Regions from separate parts of the Mus musculus genome. Here region 2 is linked to region 1. Evidence: chromatin contacts called from ENCODE POLR2A ChIA-PET data. All regions are on one chromosome and are shown on one strand. Each heading gives the region's core, a stretch centred on a gene start or an enhancer-like site at or near the end of the contact. The rest is flanking DNA. Distances are from core to core; before and after follow the strand shown. Region 1 holds the start of Dll4 (delta like canonical Notch ligand 4). Region 2 holds the start of Ino80 (INO80 complex subunit).

Region 1 (2,950 bases), core at 125-2,624:
CCGCCCGCACTGATCTTATCGTCCGACCATAGCCAGCAATCACCACGCGGGAGGGCTGACAGCTGAAGCCACAGGGCCCCCACCGCTCTCACTGTAGGAGAGAGAGAGAGAGAGAGAGAGAGAGAGAGAGAGAGAGAGAGAGAGAGAGAGAGAGAGAGAGAGAGAGAGAGAGAGAGAGAGAGAGAGAGAGAGAGAAATCTAGCACCCCCCAAAACTGGGAGAAGCCAGCCCTCCCCGGTCTGCAGCCTCGGGGGAGCACGACGGGTTCTGGGAAAGCAGCTGCAGGGTTTGCGCTCGGAGGCCACCCGGGAGAGGCGCGCGTGTGACATGGGTGAAACCACCCGAAACTCAAACAACTCTATGCGCCTCCAGTTCCACCCTACATCCTGCCCTATGCAGAGAGATCTAGACCTGATCAGCCTCAAGCTCTCTCACCTTGCCTCTCAAGTGGCCCAAGGAAATTCTGGAATTAAGAAAGTTTCCTCCCTACTCCAGCGGAGCTAGGGGACGCGGGTGGGGGCCAGGATGAGGATATGGAGACCAAGCGCGACCCAGGTGAGATAGGCACTGAGGGAAAAGACTAGAACCTCATTACCATACAGCTGAGGACCCCCCCCCCACTTCGAGAACCACGCCCCCCACCTCTCTTTCGAACCTCTAGTCCTGGCTCTAGCACGAGCCAGGAGGGAGTGGGGGTGGGGGACAAAGAGAGAAGGCACGCGCTGGGCACGCCCTGCTGCTTGAGGTGACACGCCTACCAGGTGCAGAGAAGACCAGAGTCCTAGACGCTTGGCCCTTTGCCTTGCTTGGAATAGCCAGGGAAAGGTTAAGGCGTCGGATGGCTTCCCTGCGGTGCTGGGGACGCGTGGAGGGTGGGCACACATAGGCTGGAGGCCAGCGAGGCAGGAGCTACCTAAAGTCTGGAAAGGAAAGGGAGATCCAAATCCCCTGGTCCTGCTTTTTGCTTTCCTAGTTTAAGCTTTCCCCACCTGCTAGAGGACTGTAGGTATCTAATGCCTGGATCAGGTGCACCGCCTACGGGGACCCCTTAGAGTTTCCACCCCCTGGACCATTCGGGAACCACCTCACCTCCCGCCGCATCACTGGGCTACCCTCCTATCCTCTGGTGGCGAGGGTCTCAGCCTTTAAGCAGACGATCTCTAAGGACTGCTCGCCGGGCACGCGCAGAGCTGGAAGCCCAGAAGTTGGAAGAGGGGCGGGGACCTGCGCCCTACTGGCTGGCTGACAGGGGGAGCGGCGGGGGCGGAGGCCCCCTCCGGTGGGTGCTGGGACTGTAGCCACTAGAGGCCTGGAGGGGAGGGGAGAGTGACCGTGAGTCTGTCTGACTGACAGGCTGCGAAGAGCAGCCAATATATATAAGAAAGGCTCTGGAGCAAGCAGGTTTCAGTAGCGGCGCTGCTCGCAGGCTAGGAACCCGAGGCCAAGAGCTGCAGCCAAAGTCACTTGGGTGCAGTGTACTCCCTCACTAGCCCGCTCGAGACCCTAGGATTTGCTCCAGGACACGTACTTAGAGCAGCCACCGCCCAGTCGCCCTCACCTGGATTACCTACCGAGGCATCGAGCAGCGGAGTTTTTGAGAAGGCGACAAGGGAGCAGCGTCCCGAGGGGAATCAGCTTTTCAGGAACTCGGCTGGCAGACGGGACTTGCGGGAGAGCGACATCCCTAACAAGCAGATTCGGAGTCCCGGAGTGGAGAGGACACCCCAAGGGATGACGCCTGCGTCCCGGAGCGCCTGTCGCTGGGCGCTACTGCTGCTGGCGGTACTGTGGCCGCAGGTAATGTCTCACGTCCTCTCCGCCCCCTCCCGCAGCGCTCCGGGCTTGCGCCCCGGCCCCGGCTGAGCCTGACCGCTCTCCTCCCTCCTTCTCTCGGTCCCTGTGCAGCAGCGCGCTGCGGGCTCCGGCATCTTCCAGCTGCGGCTGCAGGAGTTCGTCAACCAGCGCGGTATGCTGGCCAATGGGCAGTCCTGCGAACCGGGCTGCCGGACTTTCTTCCGCATCTGCCTTAAGCACTTCCAGGCAACCTTCTCCGAGGGACCCTGCACCTTTGGCAATGTCTCCACGCCGGTATTGGGCACCAACTCCTTCGTCGTCAGGGACAAGAATAGCGGCAGTGGTCGCAACCCTCTGCAGTTGCCCTTCAATTTCACCTGGCCGGTAAGCACAACTTAAATGCACCGGGAGATAACCGAAGGGAAAGAAGGGAGCGCCGGGACACCAGAGCTCCTTTCCAAAGCGCTCTCTGGAGAGCCCCAAGGGCTCTTTCTCTTCTGCCCCCGCCCCCCTGTTCTCTCATAGGATCATCCCGGAGAGGCTTTGGTTAGTCTTTCCTCCCAGTTTCTTCCCTTTCCTTCTCCCCAATTCTTGGGATACGAATTTCATTACCAAACCCCCAACGCGGCGCCGCCCGCCCACCCCCCGGCTCTCACTTACACTCCCGCATCCCTCATCCCTCCCCTGCCTTCTCAGCTCGCGCGCAGCGCTGCGCGAACACCAGTTATGTTGAGCCGAGCTCCGTAACTATATCCTGCAATTAGATTAATTAAACAGGCTGCTGCGAGGCACCCCCTCCTTTCCCTCCCTGCTGATATCGCTATCTCTAATGTCCCCCACCCCCCCTTTTGCTTCCCAGGGAACCTTCTCACTCAACATCCAAGCTTGGCACACACCGGGAGACGACCTGCGGCCAGGTGAGTATCTAACTTCTCGGCCACAGGGGGGCGACATCACACAGCGCCGAAAGAGTTAACCAGTTATAGGCGGGGGTGGGGGTTGGGGACGCAGGCTTGGGGGGTGGGGGCCAGGACGCTTAGCTTGGCCGGAGCTGCGCCCCGCGCTGGACGCTCGGATTCCGCTCGCTGCCTGGACTCAGAGCACAATTGCGTTTCCTGCGGGTTATTTTTGGCGTGGGAACGCGGGGAGCACGGCG
Region 2 (3,141 bases), core at 45-2,544, 150 kb after region 1:
TCCCGGCCATCCAGGCCAAAAACAAAAAACAAACAGGAAAAAGAAAAAAAAAAAAAAAAAAAAAGACACGACCGGAAGAAAGGAAGCATCAATAACCCACAGTGAAAATTAGGGATGTAAATCATGGATCACTAACTGGGAAAACTAAGCTGATCATCAGCGATGTTTTAAGGAGTTCAACCTCCAAATTCCTTCCCGAGTCCTAAGAAGTACAAGAATGTAAATCAAAGAGTCCTGAGCACAGTTGGTTCTGAACTAAAATAGTTAAACGCCTTCTTCGGCAATATCCAACTTCTAAACTGTAGGGGGCTTCCATCCTCCGTGATTACGGAAGTAGTACTTTTCATCAGCAAGCTCAAGAAGGAATTGTCAAAGTAAGATGACACTTGCTGAGACGCACTGCAAACGCCTCGAAAACCCAGAAGTGCTGTCACAGACACATTTCTAAGTCTGTGCACGTGTTAGCCTGTCCCCGTCTAACACCAACTAGCAACTTGCATCATTCGCCCGTAACCGTGGCTCGCTCCCCATTAAACTGATACTCTATCCAGTCCATAGATCTCATTCGTTTGAATTGACAGGTAGAACCCTCGTCCGGTTCCTGGTCCAGCCCGACAAGCCTCCGCCCTGCCCCTCCCCACTCCCAAACCCACACACGTGTTAGAGCGACACCGCCCCACCGGGTCCCACGTGCACCTGGCCTAACACTCCCCACGTGTGGGTGCTCCACGGGCTTCCTCGGGTGGCCGAGGTCACCCATAACCCCGGAGAGCCAGAGATACACGACAGGAGAGCCGAGGCCCAGGTCTCTGAGGTCCCAACCCTATGGGGAGTGTCCACACCCATCCTCTCTAACCCCAACAAACCCCAGGGCCGGGGGCGACGGCCCCTTTAAGAAGCGGCCCAGTCGTCGCCCGCAGAGAGGGGCGCACAGGGGCCTACACGACACCCCCTCCGTCCACCCGCCCACGTCTTCTCAACCTCACCTCGGGCCGAGGGGCCCCGCCGCCGCGGCGGCGGCGGAGGGGGGGCGGGGGGCGGGCGGGGTCCGGAGGGGGGGGTCGCCCCGCCGACTGTGGAGCCGCGCTTCGCTCTCGGAGGCCGAGGGACGGTGACTGCGTTGGACGGGAACGCTCCTAGCTCGCTCCCTCGGCGGCTCCTGGGACCCCAAGATGGCGGCGGCGCTGAGGCGGCTGCGGGCGCTGGGCCGGCGGCGGCGGCGGCCACTTTCACTCACTGAGAGGAGCGGAGCAGGGACACGGGGAGCCATGGCGGGGGGGAGGAGAGGCGCCATAGCCAGGCCAGAACAATCGAGCAGGTACTCGGCCGGCTTAGCCCTGCCCCGCCCACGCCCACTGCTAGTCGCTAGCCCGTGTCCGCCGACCGTGCCGCTACGGGCGGCCTCGTGCAGCTTGTACCCCGCTGCCGCCGCCCGACGCCCCGCGCGGACCGGGGTTCTGGGGGAGACCCTCATCTATACTATCTGAGTGCAGATTGGTCGGGGCTGGGACTGGCGAAGATTGCCGAAAGGCGACGGGGAGGAGGAGGAGGATGTCATCGCTAGAGTGAGCAAGCAGATCTCGCGGGAGGAGATGTCGCGAGAGCTCAGCGGCCCTGCAACTGCCACAGAAAGGTTACTTTTCCGGAAGTAACGTCAATGGAAACCGCCCAAAAACCAGGGACTCATTTTGGTCCTGCAGGTGGGAGGGACTGCTTGGCGTTGTCGCTGGAAGTTTTCTCCAGGTAGTGCTGGCCTACCCCGAGGCCAGCTCGGGCGGGGATGGATCCTTGTAAGAGCCAACTTGGAGACGTCTCCTGGTCGTCTTCCTGACGACACTGTCCCCCTTCGGCCCGAGACCGTTGGCACGAAGGCGCTTTCACCTTCCATGCACTTTCCATTTCCCCAGTGGGGTGAGTCGCCCTGCCCACACTCGAGCAACCGCAGAGCTGGGGCGGGCGGGGCGGGGCGGGGCGGTTGTTTCATGGTTATTTTGTCTGGGTTTGGTTAATAGCCCAGGCTAGCTAGCGTCAAGCTCGGGGGATGTCTCCTGCCTCAGCCTCCCGAGGACTGAGGTTACAGTGTGCGCCATCATGCAGTCTTCTGCACTTAATCCACTCGTTTCCAAGACGTATATAGAATTGTTGGACTTCACCCTTTCGTTTTCTGCAAGAATCGCTTGTTTAATATTATCTGTTTTGCCTGTACTGTGCCTTGTGCAACTCCAGTTGGGTCCAAGTTGCATCCTTTGGAACTGAACTGCTTAAAATTAAAGTCTAGAAAATGATTATTTAAAAAATGTCTTGTTTTTTTTTGTTTGTTTGTTTTTCGAGACAGGGTTTTTCTGTGTAGCCCTGGCTGTCCTGGAACCGCACTTTGTAGACCAGGCTGGCCTCGAACTCAGAAATCCGCTTGCTGGGACTAAAGGCGTGCGCTGCCACGCCCGGCTCTTTTTTTTTTTTTTTTTTTTTTTTTAATGTTTCTTGGCCTCGATATGCTTTAAGTTCAGGAGAAAAAGTGTCCGTAAACAAGACCTTAAATGTTCACAAAGTTTAACAGTAACACTTTATAAGAGGGTCTGGCTAGACAGCTCAGCAGACACAGTCACTTGTCACCAATTCTGATAACCAGACCAGAACCCACATGGTACAAGTAGAGAGCTGACTCCTGCTTACTGTCCTCAGACCACCACATACATGCTGTGGCGTGTGCGTGTGATATATATACACACAGGCGATCTTTTTAAATTACAAAAATAATTCTGCAAGAATCAAAGCAAGTAGAAAGAAGCCCATCTTTTTTTAAAGAGAGAAGACAAGTGGAAAGAAGAACTCCAGAAAGCCTTGTGTTATTTTGCCAAAATAGCCTGCTCAGTACTGATGCAGAGATCCTGTTTCGAGAGGCATAAAGCCTGATGTTGCCCTACTTCAAAATTGGAAGGAATCGCAAATGCTCAAAAATGGTTCCCTCACCACGAGCTTGGCTTCAGGGAGGACAATTCGGAAAAATTGTCCGGATACGCTCCCCCACATATCAGCTGCCCAGTTGGGCAAGGTGCCACCAGTACCCACGAAGGAAAAAACCAAAATGGAATTACATGGATGTGTTCTCTCTGTTCCACTTCTGATCAGTTTCATTGTAAC

What was found. ChIA-PET counts read pairs that join two places held with the same protein, here RNA polymerase II (POLR2A).
Region 2: POLR2A ChIA-PET joins it to region 1 with 19 read pairs in embryonic stem cell. The contact joins the promoter of Ino80 here to the promoter of Dll4 in region 1. POLR2A ChIA-PET finds 5 or more read pairs at or near these places in 5 of 5 experiments (Patski and embryonic stem cell).

The regions. Positions count from the first base shown.
Region 1 is chr2:119,324,410-119,327,359 of GRCm38, forward strand. It overlaps Dll4 (delta like canonical Notch ligand 4), which reads left to right and starts at 1,375. Exons shown (of 11, transcript NM_019454.3): 1 at 1,375-1,797; 2 at 1,906-2,178; 3 at 2,654-2,711. The coding sequence starts at 1,732. Gm14207 (predicted gene 14207) reads right to left here and starts at 1,788. Exons shown (of 4, transcript NR_030683.1): 1 at 1,572-1,788; 2 at 759-920; 3 at 436-567.
Region 2 is chr2:119,476,393-119,479,533 of GRCm38, forward strand. Ino80 (INO80 complex subunit) reads right to left here and starts at 1,295. Exons shown (of 36, transcript NM_026574.4): 1 at 987-1,295.